Regions from separate parts of the Homo sapiens genome. Here region 2 is linked to region 1. The links are chromatin loops, found by intact Hi-C in ENCODE. Cell type or tissue: heart left ventricle. All regions are shown on one strand. Links, peaks and the distances in the headings refer to the core of each region. The heading gives the core; the rest is flanking DNA.

Region 1 (8,087 bases), core at 1,787-6,786:
ATTTCCTCTCCAGGAGACTGTGCAAAGTTTTTATTCTTTCTTCTATTAACTCTCCTGACTTAGTGTCATGAGTCGACACATGAGAAATTGTAGTCACCCCAAAAGGCACAATTTCTAGTTGAACTCTATCCTCATAAGCACTCATTGGAAGCATGTTGGATACACAGATATCTGTGTCTTTTTTATTGCTATCAGGCTATTCAGAAAATACTAATTTTGGTCCCGATGTATTGTTAAAGGCCTTTGTTGCAGAAAATATGCTAATGTATTTATTGGATATTTACCATGTATAAGGCACAAAGCTACACATTTGAGAGAAAGGGAGTGGAAGTAATATTTACAGAAAAACCTGCATTCTTTTAATTACTTTCTACAACTTGCATATGAGGTAATTATTCTTTGCTCTAGGTTACAGATGTGGAAACTGAGGCTCAGAGAGGTTAAGTCATTTGCCAAAGGTCACGTGGTAGTATATATTAAAGCCTCCAAAGTCGGTGTTTGTTATGTTTCCCCATGTACCTCTTTTCCTACCCTCAAGGGCCCTGGTATGTTATTAAGAAACAAATCTTATTCCCAGCAGGGTGAGCTAAGTTTCATAAAAGTGACACAAGTGTTTTAGGAGTTCAGAAATAAGGAAAGGACATATTCAAAGGATAGTCTGGTAATGCTTTGGGGAGCGAGATCATGGAGATGAGTCATCAATGATTGCTATAGAGATTGTGAGCTTATGGGGGAGGTGGAGATGGGACTGTACTGCAAAAACAAAATTTTCTTCCAGAAACTCAAAAGTCTATGGTTTTTTTTTGTTTTTGTTTTTCCAAGTAGCTTCATAGCTCAGGCTTCCAGGTAAGACGTTTAAGAAAGGTATGCACGGCCGGGCGCGGTGGCTCACCTGTGTAATCCCAGCACTTTGGGACGCAGAGGCGGGTGGATCACGAGGTCAGGAGTTCAAGATCAGCCTGGCCAAGATGGTGAAACCCCGTCTCTACTAAAAATACAAAAAATTAGCCAGGCATGGTGGTGGGCATCTGTAATCCCGGCTACCCGGCAGGCTGAGGCAGAGAATTGCCTGAACCCGGGAGGCGGAGGTTGCAGTGAGCAGAGATCATGCCACTGCACTCCAGCCTGGGCGACAGAGCGAGACTCCATCTCAAAAAAAAAAAGAAAAAGAAAAAAAAAGAAAGGTATGCTGTAACTATTCCAAGCAAAATGACAATTGATAATGTTTATTCAGGAGAAAGAAGGACGTAAGTAAAGATAGAGAGAGTGAGAAGACAGAGGGTCATTTTGAGAATAGATGGTATTGAAGACAGGCTGGAGGAGAGGCTCCTTGTGGAGAATTGGGGAAGATAAGGCAGAAAAGGAAAATTAGGAGCAGGTTATAGAAGGCTTTGGACACAGGTAGAAGTTAATGCTTTATTTGGCATGAATGGGAAGAGCATTGTAAAATAAATTTTTAAATTATATAACTACTATGGGAATGTTCAAAGATTCTCAAAAGGAGGAGAAAATAGTATCATAAATTGACCTAGACCTATCACCCAGCCTCAAGAAACATCAATTGCTAATCTTACTTTTATGAATCCCTTTCCTCTCATTTATTTTGTTTTGTTTAGTTTTTGCTGGTATATTTTAAAGCAAAGCTTAGATATTATGTTGTTATATTTACAAATACTGAAATATGAATCTCTAACTGATAGAGGCTTTGGAAAACATAACCACCATTTTATCATCAACCCTAATAAAATTACCAGTAATTTCTTAATATCAACACTCAGTCCATATTTAAATTTCACCAATTGTCTCAAAAATGTCTTTTTACAGATGTTTTGTTAGAACCAAGACCCAAAGCCTGCACTTGGCATTTAATTATTAAAACTCTTCAGTCTTTCTTATTCTATAGTGGTCTTCCTTCCCCTTATTGTTTCATGAAATCAGTTTTTCTAGGACATTTATTATATATTTAGAGTGTCCCACATTCTGGATTTGTCTAATTACTTCCTTTTGGTATTATTTAACTTGTTCCCCTATGTTCTCTGTTTTATTTAAACTACAGGTTACATTCAGAAGATTGAGTAGGTTTGGCTCAATTTTTAGGAAAACCTGTAATAAATGTATAGTACAATTCTTAGTTCATTATATCAAGAAGTACACAAAGTTTGGTTGATCAGGAGGTCAAGGTATGTTGACCTGATACCCAGCAACCTTTCACCAAATACATCTATTGAAGATTGTTGTCTATGGCAACTTTTTCATTGTAGATTACAAAATGGGCCCCTGAAGTTCTTTGAGCTGAGGAATGATATGCTCAGCAATGTGCTTTAGAAAAATTAATCTGACAAAAGTATGTAGGATGGAGTAGAAGAGGTAAGGCCAACAGAGGCTTGTAGATTATTCCAGTTATCCAGGAATAAGGGTGCAACAAACATGAAAAGATGGCCATAGATTCAAGGGATTTTGTGGAAAATGAAATCTATAGGACTTGGCAATAGATTAAGTTAAGTGAATCAAATATAATACTCAGCTTTTAGGCTTGGAGGAGCAGTACTGTGTTTAACAAAAATAGGAAAAATAGGAAAGTCAAGAATCATGAATGGCTTGCAACAGAAATTGAGAAATTTGGTTTGAGAATGTTGAATTTGAGCTGATGATAGTATATGTTGGCTTATACATCTGGTGACCACTTGAGAATGCAGGATTGCAGCTTGAAAAAGAATTTAGGACATAAGTCAGGTAATAGTTATAGCCTTAAGGGTATATATTTCATAGCTAATGAGGGAAGTAGAGTAAAAAACAAAAAAGGTTTAGACACAAACTTGGGCAATCTGAATGTTTACAGGTTTTGTCAACCCCATCTTCCCAAAACTCCAGTTTATTTGGTTTTAGTTTCACCAGAGATAACTCCTCTCTTATGCCTTGAGGACTGGCTCAGCAGTTTTCCTTCCCATAGTTTAGCTTTCTGCTTCCTAATGGAAAGAAATGTCCCCAAGATCAGTATGTATTTCAACTCATGTTTATTTTTCCCAAAACAGACCGTAAAAATATGACGTCTATTCTGCTACCTCCCCTTCTGTCCTGCAATTCAACTTCCTTTCTATGCCCAATCTACTTAGGGAGACAGTGAGGAAGAAGACAAGACATTAAAATGAGGGAGTAATGGGCAAAGGCAGCTTTGCTTCCCCTTGTCTTTAGGAGAGGGTGAAAGAACATGTTCGAAGAGCATGGAGGAGAATCCAAGGTAATGGGAATGATTGAAGAGACAAGTGAGAAAAAGAGTAACTGGGGCAAGGCTGGGAGGAAGCACAGAAGTGGGTAGGTACAGTGTTCTTCACTCCACAGAGAGAAGGATGAAGGTACAGAAGACTCTGAAGATTGGGAGTGTGGTAGTTGTAGAAGCTCATATTAAAAGCCTTTGATGATCTTAGGCATCAACTGAAAAGGAGGGAGATCCAATATACATTGGAAGAAGGAGAATGGTAGACAAGCCCTGAGAGTCAGACTCTCCTAGCCTCATCTGAGAGTCATTTTTTAATTCCTTCTGAGTATCTCTTTAGACTCCAAGGAACATCTTACCCTTATCCTGTGTTGTGCTTAGGGGCCCTTCATAAAACCTATATTGCTCTACATACTGAGAGGTGACAGCATGCTGGCAGTCCTCACAGCCGTCGCTGGCTCTTGGCGCTTCCTCTGCCTGGGCTCCCACTTTGGCGGCACTTGAGGAGCCCTTCAGCCCGCCGCTGCACTATGGGAGCCCCTTTCTGGGCTGGCCAAGGCCGGAGCCGGCTCCCTCAGCTTGTGGGGAGGTGTGGAGGGAGAGGCGCGGGCAGGAACAGGGGCTGCGCGCGGTGCTTGCGGGCCAGCGGGAGTTCCGGGTGGGCGTGGGCTCAGCGAACCCCGCACTTCGGAGCGGCCGGCTGGCCCCACCTGCCGCGGGCAGTGAGGGGCTTAGCACCTGGGCCAGCAGCTGCTGTGCTCAATTTCTCGCTGGGCCTTAGCTGCCTTCCCGCGGGGCAGGGCTCGGGACCTGCAGCCCGCCATGCGTGAGCCTCCCTCCCGCCCCCCTCATGGTCTCCTGTGCGGCGGGAGCCTCCCCAATGAGCGCCGCCCCCGCTCTAGGGCGCCCAGTCCCATCAACCACCCAAGGGCTGAGGAGTGCAGGCGCACTGTGGGGGACTGGCAGGCAGCTCCACCTGCAGCCCCTGTGCGGGATCCACTGGGTGAAGCCAGCTGGGCTCCTGAGTCTGGTGGGTAGGTGGAGAACCTTTGTGTCTAGCTCAAGGATTGTAAATACACCAATTGGCACTCTGTATCTACCTCAAGGTTTGTAAACACACCAATCAGCACCCTGTGTCTAGGTCAGGGTTTGTGAATGCACCAATCAACACTCTGTATCTAGCTACTCTGGTGGGGACTTGAAGAACCTTTGTGTGGACAGTCTGTATCTAGCTAATCTGGTGCGGCCTTGGAGAACCTTTGTGTCTAGCTCAGGGATTGTAAAGGCACCAATCAGCGCCCTGTCAAAACAGACCACTCCGCTCTACCAATCAGCAGGATGTGGGTGGGGCCAGATAAGAGAATAAAAGCAGGCTGCCCGAGTCAGCAGTGGCAACCCGCTTGGGTCCCCTTCCACACTGTGGAAGCTTTGTTCTTTTGCTCTTTGCAATAAATCCTGCTGCTGCTCACTCTTCGGGTCCACACTGCCATTATGAGCTGCAACACTCACTGCGAAGGTCTGCAGCTTCACTCCTGAAGCCAGCGAGACCACGAACCCACAGGGAGGAACGAGCAACTCCAGACGCACCGCCTTAAGAGCTGTAACACTCACTGCGAAGGTCCGCAGCTTCACTCCTGAGCCAGCGAGACCATGAACCCACCAGAAGGAAGAAACTCCAAACACATCCGAACAAACTCCAGATGCGCCACCTTAAGAGCTGTAACACTCACTGCGAGGGTCCGCGGCTTCATTCTTGAAGTCAGTGAGACCAAGAACCCACCAATTCTGGACACAATACTACTGCAAATGAAGCAAAGAATCCAACTGACCGGCAAACAATGTTTCTTAAGTAGCCCGGGTAAAATTATGTTGGGACAATATATTAGGAAACATGCTGAAATCGATAATTATAGATTAAACCCAAGGTATAAACATGAACGTATCTCTGAATACATTTGAATCGTGTTGAGGACAGTAAGAGCATTTTAGGGTAGATTGCACCATTAGCTGTAAAATCACAGGGCTACTAGGGCATTAAAAGAGCAAGTTGATACTTTCTTTCGACAAAAGGAATGTTTAGGATTCCAAGTCTTTCACCATGGAGTTCATTTTATTTGACCTCTTAAAAATAAGTTAAAAAAAAATCAAAGTTAAACAAAGAAGTTTTAGCAATTTCTTAAAACATGTGAGGCAAGGAATGATGCTAGGTAGAAGGGTTCCCTTCGTTTTGATTGGCAGGAGCGGTAATTTGACTGTATTTAATTTGTATTGTGTTAGAAAAGAAAACCAGAGAGAGCGTCCCTGATTCCTGCTGTTTTATAAGCCTTTAACTCCATTGAGCTACATCAGTCTTACTTTTGAGAGTCCTTTTTTAATGTTTGGTTTTTCTAAATGTTCTTTAGTGCTAGACCCACTAATTGCTTCCTTATGGCAGCTGCTTTTGATTTAAGACTGATCATGGGCACATATAGTCCCTTGTTCAGGGCTCAGATGGACATCACAAAAAACCTTATAGTTATGATCTTACTGTGGAAAATGCCCAGAAAATAATAGCCATAAAAATTTGTTTTCTAGTAAGTGAGGCTGGTTTTGATATTTTAAAAGTTTCTGTTTATACCCACCCCCTCTGCTTGGTCTCTTTTAATCTTCAGTACACACTGAAAGGTGTAAAGTCTGAAGCTATAAATCTGTTTATAGCTATAATTCCCTTCCCTGGCTTAGCAGAGTTTGACACTATAATAAACACGGTTCTTCTGCAGCAACATTGAATCTGGTTCTTCTATAATGCTTTATATGTTGCTGTTTTGAACACAGAGTTTTATTGCATTCTTTTCTTTCTGGGCCTTTCAATTCAGCAAGAACTGGTTGGGCACCTACTCTATGCTACGGGTGACTAGGTGGTTCTAGGGCCTGACGTTTAGTCTATTTTAATCATAAAAGTAATGTGGTTAAAACTACGACCAAGTTTATTTGTTTTGTTTGGTAATAGTTCCTTAACGATAGAGGTAGACTATATTAGACCTTCCTATTCTCGAAATATTTCCACCGTCCCCCCAGGACATTTCCCAAGGCATTTTCTTTTGGTTTAGGAAATCAATTGTATTTCTTTTTTGTTTTGTTTGTGTGTGTGTGTTTTTTGAGACAGAGTCTCACTCTGTTGCCCAGGCTGGAGTGCAGTGGCACGATCTCAGCTCACTGCAAGCTCCGCCTCTTCGGTTCAAGCGATTCTCCTGCCTCAGCCTCCTGAGTAGCTGGGATTACAGGCGCATGCCACCACGCCTGGCTAATTTTTGTATTTTTAGTAGAGACGAGGTTTCACCATGTTGGTCAGGCTGGTCTCGAACTCCTGACCTTGTGATCTGCCTGCCTCAGCCTCCTAAAGTGCTGCATGAGCCACCGTGCCTAGCCAGGAAGTTGATTGTATTTCTTTATCCTCAAGTCAAGTATCTGAAAAATAAATTTTATTTTATGTTTATGATAATTAAAATATTAAGTGTGTACTTGATAATTACTATTATATTATTGGTAGGGCAGGCATTTTATAAATTGCTTCATGTATAATATTTTATTTTAGCCAAACAGTGGGCATTATTTTCCCCATTTTAAGATTAAGAAATTGCGGAACAAGGAGATTAATTAACCATTTAAAGATCACACAGGTGATTGTAGCCAGGATTTCAATCTGCATCGGTTTGACTCCAAAACTTGAGCTCTTAACCGCCAAGATATGTTATTTCATGTACTGCATTTTAAAGTAACTCTCAAATTCTACTTTCACTTTTTTTTAACTTTTTTACTGAAGCATTTAAAAAGATATTAAACACAAGTATCCACACACACAATTTATCTATACTTACATACGGGAACTCCTATGATTTTACATCAGTTTTTTCAGAAAAAGTTATTTTAACTTTAAAATTTTCACATTTGTAGTTCGTTATTTGCAAAGTTGAAAGTCTATAAAACAACTTAGTGGTTTGAAGAAGAAATGTCTCTAAAAAATGTGTGCCAGTAAAACAGAAAACTATGTATGAGTTTAAGGTGAAAGTAAATACTCGAAAGAACACATGTTCACATTCTAGTTGGAGGTAAACCTGTACTACATAAAACACTTTTTTTCAGAAGTAGGGTGGATGTATCCTCACCTAAATACCTAGGATCCCTATTTTTCAAGTAAAACACTAGATTTTCAATTGTTAATACTATTTGCAATGTGGTTTTCTGCAGTTTTAGAGACCTGTTAAGAAACTGTGGTACCAAATTCAGTTTCCTTGTAAGTGTGGGGATTGAGTATGTGTGTCATTGGCACTATGAGTCAAGTTCATCATGCAATTTAGGGAGTAGGCAGTAGAATTGAAGCTTCTATCCTAGTTGTACAAGAGAAAAACGGGATATTCCGCTTCCTCCCTGTGAGATTGTGAACATCGATGTTTGCTTGTGCCTGAGCACATCAGAAAGAAGATCCACATCAGACGTGCGGTGACCATTGAGGTTGTGCTGTGCTCCTAGAGGACGGCTTGTACAGCAGACTATCTTCTTTATCTTTAAAAGAGTAGGAAACTTGTGGAGTTTAAAATAGAGTAATTCCATATTCAGTTTACAGTTGAAAAAGTAGAGGAAAGAAAATGTGATAAAGGTTTCCTCTATTCAGAAGTTAACACGGAAGAATTGTGGCTTCTGAGGGGAGGCAGTTATGACTACCTCTGTGCTGCTTCTGCTCAATGGTGGTGATAGAGAATGTTTTCTCTCTCCTCAGCTATTTCCAATTAGGCCAGCCGACGCTGCCAACACTGTGGATTTGAAATATAACACTAAAACCAGATTTAAACTCTATTTGATTCACTTGGCTGTGGAACTGCTGTGTTCATCTACG
Region 2 (8,087 bases), core at 1,550-6,549, 380 kb before region 1:
TTCTTTCTCTTAACCTGGTGTTTCCTACCAGAGCATGGAGGCATGGGGAGAGCCAGGCCCTGTCTCCTCCATGGCTGGCTGCATCTTACATGGCGAGGGGCTTCCTGTGTATGTGTGGACACCCCAATTCACATACCCAGGCACCAACCACACTTCCTCGCTGACAGCTGCCACTTGATCACCTTTAGGTCTAGAAACTCTGGAAGCAGGTTGAGGACTATTTGGGCAAGGAATTCTGGGGTCCTAGAATTCAGAAATGGTCCCGAAGGGTGGGGGGTGTAGCCTCTGAGTGGGCACAGGAGACTGCAACATGGGGAAGAGTGGGGCCCTCTACAGCATGGGGCTTAGGACAAGGGTCGGTTCACCTGGGTCTAAGAGTGATACTTTTCTTTTTAAACCTCAATGTATACAATATTGTTCCCTCCATAGCCAGGTAGGAAGGAGAACTTTGTGGTCAACTTCTAAGTTCTCCATTTAATTAAAAATTATTAAAGCCAGTATTATTTACCTGGTGTTTATGGTCCATCTGCTCTCAAACTAGAATGGTTTCAGTAAGCACCAGGTACACCCTTACGGCATACTTTACCATATAAAGTATGCAACCTGGGGGTTTGACATGACCACTCTTCCCCTGAATTTCTATAGCATTTGGAAGGGTAACTGCAACTGTGGAATGACCTCCTTCTAGTTATATTTGAAAGAACTTTGGTCTGAAAGGTAAATGGCAACCATTATTCTAATCCTATAAATAAGGTAACTTGGCAAATCTTTTCGCTTTATGGTTATTTCAAATACACAATAAACTAGGAAAGGAGCCAGCAGCAGATGAAAGAGTTCTACCTGTGCTTATAAATCAGTGAAATATGAATTGAGGTAGAAAATGAAAGATCTGAATAATATTGCCTTTTGGTCCATCTCAGAGAGATTCAAATGAAAGTGCACAGGAAGGAATACCTATTTGCATTATTCACAGTATCCCCTGTAAATTAGTGGCATGATGTAGGTGGAACCCGTATAGTATAAGTAGGAACGCTAATGTTACATAGGTTTTTACTTTAAGGTCCAGGGGGACTCAGCCAAGTGGAAAAATAGCAGAGTTATGGTGGAAACCAGTCACCTTGTTAAAACTGAATAACCAGGTGTTTGGGAAAAGAATGGTATGAGAGACTGGTTTCTTCCCTGCTGAACACAGTCATTCAGTGTGAACACAGAGAGAAGGAATCTTTGTTACAAGCATAGAGGAAGATAAAAATGTGTGTATTTCAATGTTTGAAAACTAACCTGTGTCACAAGTCCATTTTGGGTTTCATAATATAATCAAGGAGAGCTACGTTTTGAGCTATAATTATGCTATATTTCCTGGAATAACCTTATTTGGGGTGTTTCAACACATGGTCTATAGCAATTCAAACTGGAATGCATTTGTGCATAGGTGCAGGATATATTCATTTTTTCTATGTGATTTTCATTTTAAAGAAAAGTGAATTTTAGAAACTAAGGTACATGGATCACTCTCATTTCAAAATAAAAAGCCTTGGTGAGTATGTTATGATAGTGGATGAGAAAAGTTCGGAGTAATATTCTTGGCTTTAAAAAACCAGTGTTACCAAAAACATTCACAAAATTTGACCTGAAAATATAAAGAATTATATTCATAATGAATTATATTCATAAATACAAAATAAATACTCTTCAGTGGTTTCCTATTGCTTTTAAGATAAAACCCTGCATGATCTGGCCCCTCTCTGCCTATCCAGCCTCATTCACCAAATGAGGGAAACTTCTCTCTCCCTGCTCTGCCCTGACAACATTGACCTTTTCTTTGTTCCGCCAATGCCGTGCTGTTTTCTATCTCATTCATGTCCTCTTCTTCCCTCTCTCCACTAACTGCTTCTTCTTCCAGTCTCAACTTAAATGTTATTTTCCCAGGGATTTTTCTCTATTTTTACCAGACTGGTTGGGCTTTCCTATTGAATGCTTCTATTAAACCCTGTAGTTTTCCTTCTGCACAGTAATAAAAATTAATATCAGAGGATATCCCTGGCCTTTTTCTCGCAACTTGTAAAAAGTGTGCTGCTTTGTTTATTCCACTCTTACACGTCCAAGGAGGATTTGGGGATATTGTTGGGGAACGGAGTGGAATGGGAATGGGGAAGAAACCAGGGAGGTGGAAAATGGGAAACAAATAGAAATTAAGAGACCATTGTGGCCTCAGGATAGGGGATGAGATGTTTTGTGGCTCTGAGGAGTCAGGCAAGTACAAGAGGAGAGGGAATTTTTGGAAGTGTCACTGAAGGAGAAATATTTTCTTCCCATTGTTATACTGGAATTACTCATTAGTTCTAGACTTACTTATTAGTTCCTGGAGTTACTCATTAGTTCCTGGAATTACTCATTAGTTCCTGAAATAATTACTCATTATTTCTTTGAAAGAATGCTGAGGCTGGATCACGTGTGTCCTGATGTAACACTTCTTGAGGTGTATCATTTTTTATAATTATACAGTTGTTTGTGTAATTGTTTTATGCTTTCATTTTCCTCCTCTCCTCCCAAGACCACAGGGCAGGGACCATGCGTATGTTGCTCACAGCTAAATTCCCAGGGCATTGGACAGAATCTGGCCTTTAGTGTATTCTCAACAAGTGATGAATGAATGAATGAATGTGTCAATCCATTGTGATTAGATGTCTAATCTCTAAATATCAACCTGGGGCTCAGTGACAAAATTATGCTTTCCTTAATGAAAGGTCTCTAGAAGAAGAAGTTTTGAGCTAATTTCCAAATTCCTATAATTAAAAACCTTTAAAATAAGTTTTCTTTTCCCTGACACATTTCTCTGATGTTAAGAAGTGTAGAGATTGACAAGTATGTGTATTGCAGTACTATTTACAATAGCAAAGACTTGGAACCAACCCAAATGTCCATCAGTGATAGACTGAATAAAGAAAATGTGGCACATATACACCATGGAATACTATGCAGCCATAAAAAAGAATGAGTTCATGTCCAGTGCAGGGACATGGACGAAGCTGGAATACATCATTCTCAGCAAACTAACACAGGAACAGAAAACCAAACACCACATATTCTCACTCATAATTGGGAGCTGAACAATGAGAACACATGGACACAGGGAAGGGAACATCACACACCAGGGTCTGTCAGGAGGAGGGGGGTAAGGGGAGGGAGAGCATTAGGACAAATATGCGGGGCTTAAAACCTAGGTGACAGGTTGATGGGTGCAGCAAACCACCATGGTACATGTATATCCATGTAACAAACCTGCACGTTCTGCACATGTACCCCAGAACTTAAAGTAAAAAAAAAGAAGTGCAGAGATTGAGTATTAATATGATTATTGTAATTGAGATGAAACACACCAAATACTTATGTTCTTTTCAAAGTATATTAAAATATTTGCTAAAATAATCACATCTTGGTATACATATAAGCTAAGGATTTCTTTTCTACTGAAGAGAAAGACAAAACCTGGGATTATATATTTATTGCTGCTTACTGAAAACTGACTATATGCCTAGCAGTATGGTATTTGTCATACACATGCAACATTTAAACATATAAACAATATTTTGAGGTAGGTATTAGTTCCTGACTTTATCAATAAAACAACCAATCAATAAAAAAACAACTGATGCCTATAATCCCAGCACTTTGGGAGGCTGAGGTGGATGGATCACTTGAGGTCACGAGTTCAAGACCAGCATGGCTGACATGGTGAAACCCTGTCTCTACTAAAAATACCAAAATTAGCTGGGCGTGGTAGTGCGTGCCTGTAGTCCCTGCTACTTGGGAGGCTGAGGCAGGAGAATCGCTTGAACCCAGGAGGTGGAGGTTGCAGTGAGCCGAGATTACACCACTGCATTCCAGCCTGGGTGACACAGCCAGACTCTGCCTCAAACAAACAAACAACAAAAAAGAAAACCAAGGTTGACTGACTTGCCCAGGACCTCTAAATTAGGAAATAGTAGAGTTGATATTCACACCCAGGTCTGCTGATTCCAAAGCCAATGCTGGTGAACAACAAAATTCTCTTTTTAATTTTGAGGAATACATCATCTACTTTATTAAGAATTTTATTTAATATATAACTATAACAGGAAATATGAGTTCACAGTTCTGGTCTGCCTTCTCTTTTCCAGGGATCACCCCAACTCACACTGCCTCTAGTCTACACTGTCAAGTCTAGAACCTGACTCCTATCCACTACAGGACTAGACATAGACAACTTGCATTGTTAACGTACTTCCCGTGTAGTCTTATGTTAGTTGAGTAACTTGTCAGAAGTTTAAAATAAGACAAACACTTACATTCAGGAACTCCTGGTTGTCACTTCAGCCCACCAGCTAATCCTCTGGATCAACTACCTGTTGATTTTTTTTGTTGTTGTTAACTAAAAATTCACTTTGGCTTTTGCAATTTCAAGCTTTGTGTTATTAGCCCTCCAAGTCCAGCTAGAAATTTTTCTCCCCATGGAAAGGATCACCAAGTCCTCCTCTTAAAGATTCATGTAACAAAAATATAAATTGAAGCTAGCCATAAATTGGTCCTAGGAAATAAAGTACTTTGTAATTAATTAATTAATTTTTTTGAGACGGAATCTTGCTCTGTGGCCCAGGCTGGAGTGCAGTGGCATGATCTTGGCTCACAGCAACCTCCACCTCCTGGGTTCAAGCAATTCTCCTGCCTCAGCCTTCCAGGTAGCTGGGACTACAGGCGTGAGCCACCACACCTGGCTAATTTTTCTATTTTTAGTAGAGAGGGGGTTTTGCCATGTTGGCTAGGCTGGTCTCGAACTCCTGACCTCAAGTGATCCACCCACCTCGGCCTCCCGAAGTGCTGGGATTACAGGTGTGAGCCACCGCACTTGGCCAAGAAAGAACTTATTGTTTTATGTACACACACACACACACACACAAACACACACACAGAGAGTCAGTTCTCATTATTTTTAATAGCTTATGTTCTATAAAGTTACTGCCAATTCTGGATTAGTGAATACTGAACCTAGGGGAAATACAGGGTTAGATTTCTGTGAGTCTCTTATCATAACATGTTTGTCAATTGATCAATACATAGCCTGTTTTATGTGTATTTCTATACCTTATTTAATATATATTGTGGATTTACTAACATTGAACACATGGCCAACAGAGCTGTAATGCATGAGTGAACAAAGCTTACCTTTCATGGGTATTTTCTCTGTGAGGTGCATGACAGCCTTCTTGCGCTTACTGGACAGCACTTCAGCAGTGCAGTTGGGGACGATTTTAAACAGTGAAGTCACCAACAAAAAGCACAAAAATGTAAAAACTAAATTGACTGAGGAAAGGTCACTTGTTTACAGTATGAGAGCTGAAAAATGGAGAGTGTCACCTTGTTCAGCTCAGTGGGGAATGTGTGCATTGGGCGACTCAAAATTTTCACTGCTCTATGAATGATCACAGAAGCCCATAAGCATTGATTGTTGGGGTTCAAATATGTTTTAGTGAGTAGGCGAATTTGCAAATACAGAATGTGCAAATAATGAGGATCAGCTGTATATGTACTTACTACTAGTTAATATTTGTTGAATGCTTGCTAATGCCAGTATTTATTTTAGGTTTTAGAAATATATCAACACAGTTAATTCTTATAAAAGCTCTATTAGGTAGGTATTGATATTTTCTCTATTTACATATTACAGGGAGAAGTTAAGTGAAGTTTTCCAACCCACAGCTGGTAAGTATCAGAGTAAGGATTGGAGCCAGGCAGAGTGGTTCCAGAGCCCACACATTTGTCCACAGTACTATGCTGCTTTTTTAAAAAGTCTTTCTATTATTATTGTTCGCATTTGGAGAACATTATCCTATCAATGATCTTTTTCAAAGGGGTGTTTTTATGGATCATTCATTTATTCACTTAATTAGAGAAATGATTTCGTGTGTGCCTACTTTGTGCTGGCACTGTGAGGGTTTAGCAGTGAAGAAATACATGACTTCTACCCTCACACAATTTCATTTAGCTTACAATTAGGTAAGATAATATAAATTATATAGCTTAGGATTACAATTGGCTTTATATGATTTTAAAAATACAAATTAAGAGTGATTTAAACATGATAGAAATTGATTTTTCTTTTCCATGAATAGAGTCTGGAGGTAGGTTGCTTAGGGCTGGTAAGAAAACTCCACCATCATCAGTGACCCAGGCTGCTTCTATGTTGCTGCTCTGCCATCCGCATGCTGCTTGTGGTTCAGAGCATCTGGTCTAAGCTCCAAGCATCCTGTCTGCTTTGCAGCCAACAAAAAGGAGGGAAAGGGAAGAAGAGCACTTCTCTTAAGGAGACTTGCTGTATGTTCCACTCACCTCACTCAGATCTCATTTGTCAGAACTCAGCTACCTGGCTACAACTAACTGCAGAGGAGGCTGGGGAATGTAGTCTGTTAGTTCGGTGGCTATACGCTCAACTAAAACCCAGAGTTCTACTTCTGTTCCCAAGGCAAAGGAGAACTGTACACGGGAGGCAATTAGCAAACCTCTACATGTATGGAAACATTTTCTAAACTGCAGAGACCTTTAGGAAATTAAAGATCTATTAGAGTGGGATAATGGCTGCATTTATTTGATATTACATCTATTGTCTAATGGTTTTCAGTCTTCCCTTGTAGTAATTATTTTTCATTTAGAATCTAGAGTTGTCATTTGATTTCTTCAGCAACTCCAGTATCCCTGAACTTATGCTCATCTTTTTGCTGTGCTTTCGGAAAAAGAAAGCTAGATGACTTCATATGTATTTTAGCATATATATTTGGGGGGAGCCCAAACCTGGGAGTGAACCAGGGACTTATTACATGAAAATTGTAATGTTCTCTTTGACATTATACATTACACAAAAATCTTTCAAAATACCTCCAAGAGGTGAATAATCTTTGGAGGATAGTTAAAGAATTAATATTATAATAAAGATTTTTGAAAGAACTTGTATAAAAAAACTGGGAAAAATGAAGACACTGTTTTGAATGGAGTTGATTCTTGCACTGTCCACATGGAGAAGGATGAAGCATTGAAGTACTTTAATTATGTAAAAATATCAGATAAAAGTCATTTTATGTTTTCTTTTACATCTGTGTAACTTAGAAATTTCTTCAATTCTCCATTTTATCTTTTGTACGTGTATCACTCAGTATCCTTGCAGGAAGCAGATAATACAATTAAAGGGATCAATTGAAATGAGTTTGATGGAGAGACTATTCACAAAGGCTGGGCATGGTTATGAGAACCAAAAAGAAATGGTGACTACCTGAGGACTAGCATCAGTGGGAAGCTGTTAGAACTGTGAGGGCTGAAGCGGCAAGTGGAGAGGAAATGACTTTACTGAAAGCTGATGAGAACTGTAGCCATGCCACGAGGCCCATCCAGCATGAACTCTGGCCCTGCATAGAGTAACACAGTCATTGTCAAACCAGAGCCTGGCAGAGAGAAAGAGGGAGTTGGACAGGAAAGGATGCAGAACATATCCCCCAATTTCTCCATCCTCCAGCTTTCTCTGATCTCCTGACGGTTCCCTGTTATACAATAGATCTATATGAAAAATAAAGAATAACCAGCCTCCGGGCATGGTGGCTCACTCCTGAAATCCCAGTACTTTGGGAGGCTGAGGCGGGCAGATCACGAGGTCAAGAGATCGAGACTATCCTGGCCAACACGGTGAAACCCCGTCTCTACTAAAAATACAAAAATTATCTGGGCGTGGTTGCATGTGCCTTTAGTCCTAGCTACTTGGGAGGCTGATGCAGGAGAATTGCTTGAACCCGGGAGGTGGAGGTTGCAGTGACCTGAGATTGCGCCACTGCACTGCAACCTGGTGACACAGTGAGACTGCGTCAAAAAAAAAAAAAAAGAACAACCAGCACAACTTGTAAAGTTGATTGCAGTCATTTGAACAGACCCTATCTCAGTCATTATCACTGATTAAATAATGCCTGCTGACATCAGTATTGTGCATTAATATTCCCAATCTGGCTGCAGATTAGCTTTTGAAGTGAAAACTTCACACACATACTTTTTACTTTATTTTATTTTATTTT

Evidence for each region. Hi-C counts contacts between places; a loop is a spot of excess contacts. Peaks named below come from ENCODE experiments on the same cell type or tissue, not always from the same donor. Only the 100,000 strongest peaks of a DNase experiment are listed, where the experiment ranks them.
Region 2: a loop joins it to region 1, with 1.8 times the contacts of the local background. A loop is called at or near these places in 1 of 110 quality-filtered maps.

Annotation. Positions count from the first base shown.
Region 1 is chr4:108,980,459-108,988,545 of GRCh38, reverse strand. The region is part of intron 6 of COL25A1 (collagen type XXV alpha 1 chain); the gene reads left to right. Among named protein-coding and RNA genes, the nearest start is that of ETNPPL, 220 kb to the right of the region's middle. In heart left ventricle, for the core only: no CTCF peak of the experiment used is centred there; a DNase peak (open chromatin) is centred at 3,985.
Region 2 is chr4:109,360,404-109,368,490 of GRCh38, reverse strand. No RefSeq gene overlaps it. Among named protein-coding and RNA genes, the nearest start is that of COL25A1-DT, 61 kb to the right of the region's middle. In heart left ventricle, for the core only: no CTCF peak of the experiment used is centred there; no DNase peak of the experiment used is centred there.